2 separate regions of the Homo sapiens genome follow, and region 1 is linked to region 2. A link is a contact called in ENCODE Hi-C or POLR2A ChIA-PET data. All regions are on one chromosome and are shown on one strand. The core of a region is the stretch at or near the end of the contact, and the rest is flanking DNA. Distances in the headings are between cores, read along the strand shown.

Region 1 (6,049 bases), core at 3,255-5,754, 150 kb before region 2:
CAAAAGTAGTCTGTACTCTGGAAATTGCAAACTCTTGAGTACAATGTCAGTGATATATAGTGATTGGTATAAACTTATTATTTGTATAGAATAGTATTTTAGAGTTCAGGTTTTAAAGCTGGACTGCCTAGGTTATCTCCTTACTGTCTGTGTGATTGAGCACATTACTTTTTTCTGTGTGTCAAGTTCTTCATCAATAAAATAAGTTGGCCTCATAAGACGTCTGTAAGGATTAAATAAGCTAATGTATGTAAAATGTTTAGAACAGAACCTGGTACATGGTAAACGTTTAAATATTTGCCATTATTTTTATTGTTTTAATCAAAACAAATTTAAAAGTGCATCTTCCCTTCTTGCTGCCTCTGCAATACTACCTGTTACTTGCTGCACTAAGTCCAACTTTCTGTGTGAATCATTTCCTATTTGATTCCAATCTCTGTTAATTTTCTCTTTTAAAATGCATATATCTTTAGCTTTTTTGTGTAATTTGTCATAACTGTTAAACACCTGGAGAGCAAGAGCACAGCAAAGTCAGTAACTTTTCATTATAGAGGTTTTTGTAACAAGTCTCTTAAAATAACCTTGACAGTATATATACTGGTATATATAGCATATAGTGGTTAAGAACATAGGTTATTGGCCAAGTTTGCCCAGAACCAAATCCAAGTTCCACTACTTATTTGCTGTGTGGTCTTGTTAACTTAACCTACCTAACCTTCCTCATCTGTAAAATGTCCACAGGAATAATGTTTATTTTGTAGATTTGTTGTGCTGAAGATTTATGTATACTCAATATTTAATTGCATGGGTAAACAAAGTAAATATAAGTCTGCCTTTATAGAATTTACAAGCTAATGGGCTAAGATGAAAAAATAATACTACTTTATCAGGTTTTGTGGGGATTAAATAAATGATGCATGTAAATTCAGCATAAAACTCAATAAATAAATGTTTGCTTTAAAAAATGGTTATAATTATTAATTGAACCTCAGCAGAATGTATGGTTAAGTCATGGATTAAAAACATAACTCTGTATTATCAAGTGGAAAAAAAGTGCCCTGAATGAAGAAGCCTCACTTTGCTGTGAAAATATAAAAATTTTTGTCCTTCTAATAAAAAATATACATTCTAAAACAAGAATGAAATGTAATTTTTTTTTTTTTTTTTTGAGATGGAGTCTCACTCTGTCTCCCAGGCTGGAGTGCAGTGGTGGGATCTCAGCTCACTGCAAGCTCTGCCTCCTGGGTTCAGGCCATTCTCCTGCCTCAGCCTCCCTAGTAGCTTTGACTACAGGCGCCTGCCACCATGCCCGGCTAATTTTTTGTATTTTTAGTAGAGACGGGGTTTCACCGTGTTAGCCAGGATGGTCTCGATCTCCTGACCTGATGATCCACCTGCCTTGGCCTCCCAAAGTGCTGGGATTACAGGTGTGAGCCACCGCACCTGGCCCAAAATGTAATTTTTTACCTATCACATTGGAAATAATAACATTGTCCCTTTTGGTTAGAATGTGAGCAAATAGGTACTCTCCTAAACTGTTTGGTAGGAACAGAAGTTGGTACAACTCTTTCAATGGGCATTAAGGTAGTATATGTCCTGAGAAAATATGCTCCAATTTTGTGAAAGGAGAGATGTTGTTTGTCTTCTACATAGTTGTATTCTTAGTACATAGCATGGTGACTTGTTTATAGTAGGCACTCCAGAAATATTCAGTGATGGAATGTATATACAAACAAATAAGAATATGTAAAAGTATGTGTATAATAATTTTATTGAAGCATCATTACAATAGTGAGAAACTGGAAATATTCAATGTCTTTTTCACTGTAAAAGTCTTTTGTAAAATATAGTTGTATACATGTGTCTTCCTGTATGTGTTTCCAGGAAAGTTGCTAATAGTATTCTAAAAATCTCTAATAGTATCTTTTAGAAATTGGTCTAGTCTGTTGAGATACAAGATTTCCTAGAGCTTTGAGGTTGAACTCAGACCTAGCATCTACATTTGTTGTTTGATTTTACATTCACACATAGTTGTGTGATGTTAATAGACATACCAGTTTGGATTTAATTAAAAACAGAAACACAGCAAATATTTTAACAGAATGAATTTAGTTGAAGAATTGTCTGTTACGAAAGAACTGAAGAGATGAAAAAGTCTTGCAGAGGAAGCAAGCACTGCAGGAAGCGTCTACCATGCAGCGAACTGGGGTAATGAAGAAATGAGGGTAGATTATTAAAATTTAGAAGATTGGAGGAGGCCTTATAGGGTTCATAAGAAGCCAGTTGCTGCCCAGCTGTCATTCTTGCCACAAGATCTTGGAGGAAGGATTCAGAGGCTCCAGACAATTGATATACTGGGTTATAAGGCCCAAGTGGCAGAGCAGCTTATACTATAGCATGAACTTGCTGCAGAGCCATCTTTTGTTCTGATTTCAACTTAAAAATGGTAGCCTAACAGGTTCCTTGGTCAATGAGTTGGAGTACTGCTTCAAAATCCACAGTGATTGTTAATCTTTGTAACGTCCTTTTTAGTATCCACTGATAGTGCAAGTAGAGTAACTTGTCTCTGACACCTTGGAGAAGCTATCCTGATAGGCTTCCAACCATTGGACCCCTAGAAATCTTACTTAGGCAATGGGCTCTTAATTTTTGTGGGTTTTATGTCTTCTGTCTTACATGTGTCTTAGCAAGATGTCTAAAGAACTTTATACTTCCTCTTTATCACTCTTAATAAGTACAAAATCATCAGCATTGTTGATCAGTGATTTGTTCTGTGTAGTGTCAGAGTGACCACTGTCTCTGAAAAAAATTAGAAAGACGATAACAAGTGAGAGACAGAAATTGGAGTCCTTACACATGGATGTTGAGATTGTAAGTTGGTGCAGCCAGTGTGGCAAACAGTTACATAGTTCCTCAAAATGTTTAAGATAGACTTACCATGTGACTCAGCAATTCCACTCTCAAGTATATACCCAAGAGAAATGAAAACATATGCCCACACAAAACTTGTACGTAAATCTTCTTATCAGCATTATTCATAATAGCCAAAGGGTGGAAACAACCCCAAATATTTATCAACTGACACATGGATAAATACGCAAACAAAATAACTCTTCCACCAGGCACAGTGCCTCACTCCTGTAGTCCCAGCACTTTGAGATGTCTGAGGTGGGCATAGTGCTTGAGTCCAGGAGTTTGAGACCAGCCTGGGCAACCTGGTGAAACCCCATTTCTAACAAGAAATACAAAAAAAAAAAAAAAAAAAAAAAAAAGCTGGCCATGATGGCACATGCCTGTAGTCCCAGCTACTTGGAGGCTAAGGTGGGAGGAACACCTGAGCCTGGGGAGGTTGGGGCTACAGTGAGCTGTGGTGGGGCCACTGCACTCCAGCCTGAGTGACAGAGTGAGACCCTTCCTTAAAAAAAAGGAAAAAGAAAATACCTTTCATTTAGACGACTGTAGTGGATCCTCTTAAGCAAAGAGACTCTGGATATTATGCCAGCTGGATTTCAATTCAAGCTCTGCCACTCTTTACTCAGGTTCTCTCTCTGTTGCTTGTGTTTCTGTAACTTCATTATGTGGATAATAGTGCCTACCTCGTGTGGGACTTTAATGACATAATACATGTAAGTCCTTTAAACTACTGCATGTTACATAATAAATACTAAATATATATTTACTATTTTTTAAAAAGACCACTGTCTCTGTAGATTCTACTGTGGCAGAGAGCAGAAAAGCAGTATGCTGTGGCTGCAAGATATACTATTGGTCATTCTAGGCAAAGGCAGATGTCTTCTGATAGTACCACAGATTGGTACAGAGAAAAAAGTATTTGCCAACTTGTATATAAGATTTTAGAGGCTACATTGATTGGTTTCGTTAAAGACAGCACATCTGAAATGGCAGCTGCACTTGGTTTAACATGATTAAATTTATGATAATCAAAAATCATTCTAAATCTCTGATGGTGGTACTAATTTTTGTATTTCCCTTGGAGATATGTTACTGCTTTTGGTTTATTTCCCTGGTAGGGAAGGCTGGTTGAAGGGGCTTTTATTTGGCCTTTCCTAGCATAATGACCCTTATTCCGTGGGTCAGACAGCCAATGTGGAAATTCGTTTTCCAAGTATTTCTCTTCCAGTTATACATCCAGTAACTGGAAAATAACCGCAGGTTGTATTTGTGGACATACCGTCACACTTAGATTTAAACTTGAGCCAGTAATCCATTTATCACCTGATTACCCTAAGCTCTCCATTTAACTTACGGACTGCAGTGGCATTTTGGGTTCCTGGCAATTCGTGTCTGTTTAAAGTAAGTGTCTGGTAATCCCCTAGTGGTCTGGGTGTTCTTTCTTTTGGATTATAATTTTTTTATTAGATTTTTCTTTTGAAAGAAAGAACATCCGTACCACTAGGGGGTTACCAGACACTTACTTTAAACAGACACGACCACTAGGGGATTACCCATCGGGGATTACCAGAACAATCACTTTAGCAAATGCTGCTCATCCTTTGAAAAACTGTTGGAAGATTTACAGCAAGGGTCAGCACTTTTTTTCTATGAAAGGCCAGATAGTCAATATTTTAGGGTTTGTTGCCTATGTATCTCAACTACTCAAGTCTACCATTGTGGTGCTAAATCAAAGCTAGACAATATGTGTATGAGTGAGCATGACTGTGTCACAGTGAAACTTTATTTACAAAAACAGGTGTGAGGCCAGATGTGGCCTGTAGACTATAGTTTGCCAACTGTGGATTTACAGTACTGTACATGGTTGTAGTAGTATTGCAATACCTTCTTTAAGGGGATCTGGCCTCCCACTTGTATTGGGAGGCTTAGGTATTTTTGTTGTTGTTTGTTTGTTTTGAGATAGAGACTTACTCTGTTGCCCAGGCTGGAGTGCAGTGGTGCAATCTCAGCTCACTGTACCGTCCACCTCCCGGGTTCAAGCGATTCTCCTGCTTCAGCCTCCAGAGTAGCTGGGATTACAGGTGCCTGCCACCATGCTGGGCTGATTTTTTATAATTTTAATAGGGGTGGGGTTTCACAGTGTTGGCCAGGCTGGTCGCAAACTCCTGACCTCAAGTGATCCACGTGCCTCGGCCTCCCAAAGTGCTGGGATTACAGGTGTGAGCCAACATGCCTGGCCAGAAGGTTCTGGTTTGTTAACCAGGTAAGGTCTGCACATTTAAAACTGAGAAATGCTAGCTTCCTAGCAAGCAGAATGGAATATATAGAATTGACTGCATGGTCTCCTTTACTTCCTATCGGAAAAGTCTTTTTACTCTGCTGACTAGAGTGTATGTGTGTGTGTGTGTGTGTGTGTGTGTGTGTGTGTATTTCTTTTGCTTCAATTCATTAAAAAAAAAAATAGAATGAGCTGGGTTTGGAAGCTGAGGCAGGAGGATTGCTTGAGCCCTAGGAGTTTGAATCCAGCCTGTGCAATACAGCAAGATCTCATCTCTGGGAAAAAAAAAAAAAAATCGTTTTCTCATGCTTATTTGAATTAGTGTTACTCTTTTTGAGAAGGAAATTGTGGTGGTAAAATATTTTTCTGAATGTTGAAGAACTGTTCTTATATAAGGAAGGATTAAGTATGGGGGAAAAAGTCTTACTACTTTGCTGAGCAGCATTTTTCTGTTTTCTACCCTCTGCCTCTTTCACAAAATGAAATGTTTAATTCTTTCATTTATATTTTATTTAAAAATTATTTTAAAGAAATAGACATAAAACACTAATGTAATCACTATTATTATAGTATGCTTAATGACTAAGCTATTTGGTATGTAGCTGGTTGTATTTTTTTATGTATAATATAGCTATTTTTATTATTTAGCAAATGACCCATAGTAACTGCTTTCTTATTTGAAAATATTCTCATCACCCAAACATATTTTAAGACAAATGCTTCGTTGGCTTTCAGTCTTTGAATGGTTACTACTGTTAACATTCTTGATTATGTTTTACTTCCAGTGTGCCTAGGAGAGGCAAGGAGGAGCTGTGACTGAACTCTTTTCAGTTCCTTTGCCTGGTTATCTCTTGGGTA
Region 2 (6,053 bases), core at 693-3,192:
AATTCTGAAACTGAGAACACAAGAATGATAAGCTATATGATAAAGACCACAGTTGCTAGTCAGCAAAAGTGCAGACTACACATTGTTGACTAGCAAGCCATTCTTGTAAAGTACATATGATAAAATTTTCTTGACAGCTGTTTTCAAAGTCAGCCTTCCTATGTCATCATGGTTCCTTTAGTAAATTTACTTCTAAGGTTTTTTTTTTTTAATTAAGCAGTGTTTCTTGCTGAAAGAAATCAAAGAAGATACAAATAAATAGAAAGACATTGGTGCTTGTGGATTGGAAGACTTAATATTGTTAAAACATCTATACTACTAAAATGCATTCCACCCCTATCAAAATCCCAATAGTATTTTTTGCAGAAATTAAAAAACTATCTTAAAATTCATACAGAATCTCAATAGACCCCAAAAGGCCAAAACAATCTTGAGAAAGAACAAAGTTGGAGGCCTCACACTTCCTGATTTCAAAACATACTTCAAAGCATCTAATTTAGATGGCATACTTAATTACTGGCATAAAGATAGAGATACAAATCAATGGAGCAGAATAGAGAGCCCAGAAATAAATCATTGCATATATGGCCAAATGATTTGCCACAAGGGCGCCAATACTACACAATGGGAAGGGACAATCAATATCTTCAACTAACAGTGTTGGGAAAGCAATATCCACATGCAAAAGAATGAAGTTGAACCCCTACCTTACACCATATACAAAAATTAACACAAAAATAAAGACCAAAACATAAGACCTTAAACTATTAAACTTGTAAAAGATAACATAGGAGAAATCTTTTTTTTGGAGATGGAGTCTCCCTCTCTTGCCCAGGCTGGAGTGCAGTGGCACGATCTCAGCTCACTGCAAGCTCCGCCTCCCAGGTTCATGCCATTATCCTGCCTCAGCCTCCCGAGTAGCTGGGACTGCAGGCACCTGCCACCACGCCCGGCTAATCTTTTTGTATTTTTAGTAGAGACAGGGTTTCACTGTGTTAGCCAGGATGGTCTCGATCTGACCTCATGATCTGCCCACCTCGGCCTCCCAAAGTGCTGGGATTACAGGCGTGAGCCACTGTGCCCGGCCAGGACAAATCTTTAGGACATTGGATTAGGCAATGATTTCTTGTGTGCAACACCAAAATCATAGGCAACAAAATAAAAAATAGACAAAGAGGACTACATCAAAGTTAAAAACTTATGTACATCAAAGGAATCAATCAGCAGTGTGAAAAGGCAGCCTACAGAATGGGAGAAAATAATTGCAAATTGTACATCTGATAAGAAGTTAATGTCCAGAATATATAAGGAACTCCTACATCTCAACAACAATAAACAACCCAATTAAAAAAATTGACAAAGTTTCTTGTATACTGAAGAAAGTATACTGAAGAAAGTATACAGCCAATAAGCACATGGAAAGATTCTCAGTCATTAGTGAAATGCAAATCAAGACCACAATGAGATAGCACCTGACACCATCAGGATGGCCACTATGAAAGAACAAAAAGTTTAAATTAGAGCACAGTAAACAATGGGCGTCAATTTTTTTTAAAAAAAAAAGGAACAAAAACTAACAGGTGTTAAGGATGTGACATTGGAACCCTTGCATACTGTTAGTGAGAATGTAAATTGATGCAGCCATTATGGAAAACAAAGGGGTCCTCAAAAGATTAAAAATAAAATTATGATCCAGTGATACTGCCTCTGGGTGTATAGCCAAAATAATTTAAAACCGGATCTCAAAGAGATATTTTCACACCCACGTTCTTTGCAACATTATCCAAAATAGCCAAGAGGTAGAAGCAGCCCACGTGTCCATTGACAGATGAATGGCTAAAGAAAATGTGGTGTATACATACAGTGGAATATTATTCTACCTTTAAAAAGAAAGAATTTCTGTCACATGCTACAACATGAATAAACCTCAAGGACATTATGCTAAGTGAAACAAGCCAATCACAAAAGGACAAATAGTGTGTGATTCTGTTAATACTCGTATGAAGTATCTAAAGTAGTCAAAATCATAGAAACAGAAAGTAGAAAGGCAGTTATCAAGGTCTGGGTAGAGGGGAAGGGGGGCAATTAGTGTTTAGGGAGTATAGCATTTCAGTGTTGCAAGATGGAAAAGTTCTAGACATACACTTAGCATTGCTGAACTGTACACTTAAAAATGGTTAAGATGGAAAATTCAATGTTTTTTTACCACAGATTTTAAAAAGCAATGTTTCATTGCCTAATTTTATATTTGGTTAACAATTTTACTGATTGTTCTATGTCCCAGGCACTTTCAATTATTATTCTTTCAGTGACCCAGTAAATTAGGAACTTGTTCCCCATTTTAGAAATTAGGAAATAGACACTGAAAGGTTTAGAAACTTATTTCTGTTAGACCTTACATGTGGTATAGCAAAACTGTGTTTACCTAACTGAATGAGTTGTCCAATACTTGCATATACACAGTGTTTCCAAAATAAAAGAATGGGTCCCTAGAAAGCAAGGCAAGAGAATTGAGACTAAAATAATGAATATTTGAGGATAAATTTGGCAAGTTTGCTACTTGGAATATCACTTTTTTGGGCATGTCTAGTTCCAAAACCACTGAGTGTATTGCACCTGTTGGATTTGTTGAAAATGCAGATGGTACAATCAAATGTAAAGGGAAAGGAATATAGTTTGAAAGTTTTTATGAAGACATGTGCTGCCTAATCTGCGAATTGAAAGCATCTTTTAAAAACTTACTTCTCGTCATATTCCTAGGTGGTAGTGAATATGTGGGTAGAAAAATGAGAATGTTTCAGATAATGCTAATGAAGTTAAATGATTGCAGTCTACCATATTGTGAGGAAAAGTTGTTAGCCATGAAAGATGAGGACAGAATTAAAATATTACCATGACTGGCATTTGATTTGAAAACTACAAAGATAAGCTTAGGTTCCTATTTATGAAAACCATTCTCACAGCCCAGTGAAATATCTTTTAAAAGGTTCGTAGTTACCATGGATACTTGTTAGCTTTGATAGAGTATCCATATTCAGTCATCTGAGGTGAAGAAGCCAAAAAACCCATCAACTAATGTCACAAATAGCTTCATCTGTAAATTTGTACTAGTTTGGGGATGGAAAGGCTAAGTTTCCTGAAGATTAGATTGTTGGTTAATTGTCACTGCTTGGAAAGCAAAATATTTAGGATGTACATTGCCTGAATTTGATCCTAGTATTCACTATTGATATGTAACTTTTTCATTTAACTAGTACACGGCATTTCTTAGATTTTAACATAGGAATTTAGATGGTTAGACCTTTCTGAAAGTTGATGAAACCTAGGCAGTATACTCAATTTCTGAAAGCCGTAGAGACACAGACAATATTGAAGGTATTGGTCCCCATGGTAACATATTTGCATTTGGCCCAGCATGGCTGGTTTCTGCCTAGCTTCTTTTAATTGCTATATATTGACAGCCATTTTCACAATTATTTATAAAATGTCGGATAAGTGAGCATGTGTACAAGGGAGTGCACACCATACCTTAAGCTTGATTAGATACTTCAGATGACAAAGAGCTCTCTGCATGAAGAGTTACTGAGGTATTTTTATCATTTCCTAATGTGCCTGTCACATAGTAGAAGCAAAAAGCCTTTCAAGTTATTTAAATATTTTCCTCAATTCTCTTTCAAAACAGGTGACAAAAGAGCTGAAACAGTATGACAACAAAATTATAGAATGCAAATTTGAGAACAACAGCTGGGTCTTCATGAGACAGAGAACAGACAAAAGTTTTCCTAATGCCTACAACACTGCCATGGGTGAGTATGACAACTTACCAGTGCTTATTATATTTAAAACAAAAATTAAGGTGTTAGACCCAAAGTGTGCTGCCTTTGTTGTTTTGCTTAATGGGGCATAGTCATTTGGACTTCATCCTTGTTTGATGGGAAAGATACGTCAAGTCTGTATTCTGTTTGGCTCCAGTTGGCTTGTAGGTTCTACTCTCTAAACTGGTGATCTTGTGCCCATGCACCCAAAAGAGAAGTTTAAAGGGCAGGATACTGGGCTGTATACAAGTTGAATTTATTGAACAACAACAACAACAGAAACCATGATAATTTCAGATCTATTCAAAACTATAAAAACCATTGTTTGCCAGATGGTAAAAGACAAAATTATCAGGGGAAAATGTAATTTCCAGCTCTTAAAATAGCTTTATAAACAATGGAGAACAAAGTAAACGAAAACCATTTAAAAAGACAAAATCTGCTATGCTATTCTTCAGAGTGTTCTTTGGGTACAATATGAATGCTTTGGGAATTCAGAATAGTAAGTTTCTTTCATGGGGAACAACACAAATTAATTGAAGTTTATAAGGTATACCACTACCAGTAGCAGTTGTTGTTCTGGATTGCATTTTTAGTGGAGTTGAAAAAAGGTAAAAACCAAGATAACAGGTTAATCAAACTTTACTTTTAGAATGTGCAGTTGATGAGGAGGATGATGATGATGATATGATAAGCTAATGAGAAAATATTGAAATTGCCAATTTCAGCTTTGCAGTTTAAAAGTTACTGTTGTACATTTAGGAGTTCTCATTGGAACTAGCATCCATGTTCAGACAAGATGAGTTAATTTCAAAAGTCAGGATGATTAAGCCAATGTCTTTTCTTCTAAGACCAAATAGGTAAATAAAATGAAAAGGACTGGCACTAAATTTTGATAAGAGAAGATAATATGGTCTGCTAGCTACAATGAAACCACCTATTCAACAGGAATGGTGGCTGGTGCCATGTTTTATGTTTCGTAGAGTAGACTTCTTTCTGAGAGAAAGATTGAAGGACTATAGTGCACGTTTTCTGTAGAAGTTTTAGTTGAATACAGACTATGGTGCAATGTGTTGTGTTAGATTAAAATCCCATAAAAACTGGTTTGGGAGGGATAGAAAACCGTGGGGAAGACATGCTTATAGCCCAAACATTTAAAGTTTTGGTTTAAAATTAATACTGCAGTAAAGAGTAGCCATTAGACAAGCACATATTTTGGGTGTAGGGTAGGGAGGAGATAGTTCAATGTGAAGCACATCACTCAAATGGGTAAAATGGAAAGTATTTAGTATATTGGGATGAAAACCTTTCTCATAAGCCTGTGGTGAGTCAGCTGCCTTAATTAACCCTCACATGAGACCTGTCTCCCTTTGTCCACAGCTGTGTGTAACAGCATCTCAAACCCTGTCACCAAGGAGATGCTGTTTGAGTTCATCGACAGATGTACTGCAGCTTCTCAAGGACAGAAGCGAAAACATCATCTGGACCCTGACACGGAGCTCATGCCACCACCACCTCCCAAAAGACCACGCCCTTTAACCTAAGACCTGCCTGTGACTTGAGGGTTAAGAAGAAAGAGGAATGAGGAAAAAACGCTGTTGCCCATTTTTGTAGCCAGAGAAATTGAAAAACGACTGTGGCTTGATGTTGATACACATTTGAATTTTTTTTAAAAAAAGAAAGTTATCGTAGCCAGCCTGTAAATACTTGATGCATTCGTTTCCTCAGTGCTGCAATACATCGTGGACTTAAACATCTTATTTATCTGATAAACTCAGCCTTACCTTGTGGAATCTGAAGATTGAAATATCCAAAGGTTTAAACAAGATGGAAATCAATGAAAAAGAGGCCTTGTTTATATATGGGTAGCTTCACATTTAATTTATAAAGTTAACAATCTGGAAACTGTGAGCCCATAAAACAGTATTTTTTAGAAGTTGTGTTACAACTGTAGCAAATTTTCCTTTTAAAAAATCCAGGCAATGGCATTAAACATTCTTGCTATCATTTACCATGGATTTCCTACATTTCTGAGATCCCTGTATTCAAAAACAAATGACAGGGTTGTTAAGTTGTACTATATTAAACAACTTGGTCTGGTTTATATCATTTTAACAAGTTTTTTGGAAATGTAAAAGAAAAAAGTAAAGCTCCATTTTTGTGAATTGCATTGTTTCTAAAGGAAGTATTTTGAGTATTTTCATCTGTTTGTATTGTTTCGACTATGATATCAGATAT

The links. Hi-C counts contacts between places; a loop is a spot of excess contacts on that map. ChIA-PET counts read pairs that join two places held with the same protein, here RNA polymerase II (POLR2A). Pooled maps may share reads with other maps.
Region 1: a map with no recorded cell type shows a loop between it and region 2 (7-fold over the local background). The contact joins two enhancer-like sites. A Hi-C loop is called at or near these places in 1 of 168 maps with a recorded cell type or tissue (B cell), 13 of 37 single-sample maps with no recorded cell type and 4 of 50 pooled maps. POLR2A ChIA-PET finds 5 or more read pairs at or near these places in 2 of 52 experiments (OCI-LY7 and activated CD4-positive, alpha-beta T cell).

The regions. Positions count from the first base shown.
Region 1 is chr6:88,760,311-88,766,359 of GRCh38, reverse strand. All of the region lies in intron 13 of RNGTT (RNA guanylyltransferase and 5'-phosphatase), which reads left to right. Among named protein-coding and RNA genes, the nearest start is that of RNGTT, 200 kb to the left of the region's middle. Within about 2 kb of position 4,504, at least 3 of the 41 ENCODE cell types and tissues checked have a DNase peak (open chromatin) inside an H3K27ac peak, as active enhancers do; they include B cell and OCI-LY7, where a contact is called at or near this core.
Region 2 is chr6:88,612,025-88,618,077 of GRCh38, reverse strand. It overlaps RNGTT (RNA guanylyltransferase and 5'-phosphatase), which reads left to right. Exons shown (of 16, transcript NM_003800.5): 15 at 3,683-3,806; 16 at 5,196-6,053. The coding sequence ends at 5,359. Among named protein-coding and RNA genes, the nearest start is that of RNGTT, 350 kb to the left of the region's middle. Within about 2 kb of position 1,942, at least 3 of the 41 ENCODE cell types and tissues checked have a DNase peak (open chromatin) inside an H3K27ac peak, as active enhancers do; they include B cell and OCI-LY7, where a contact is called at or near this core.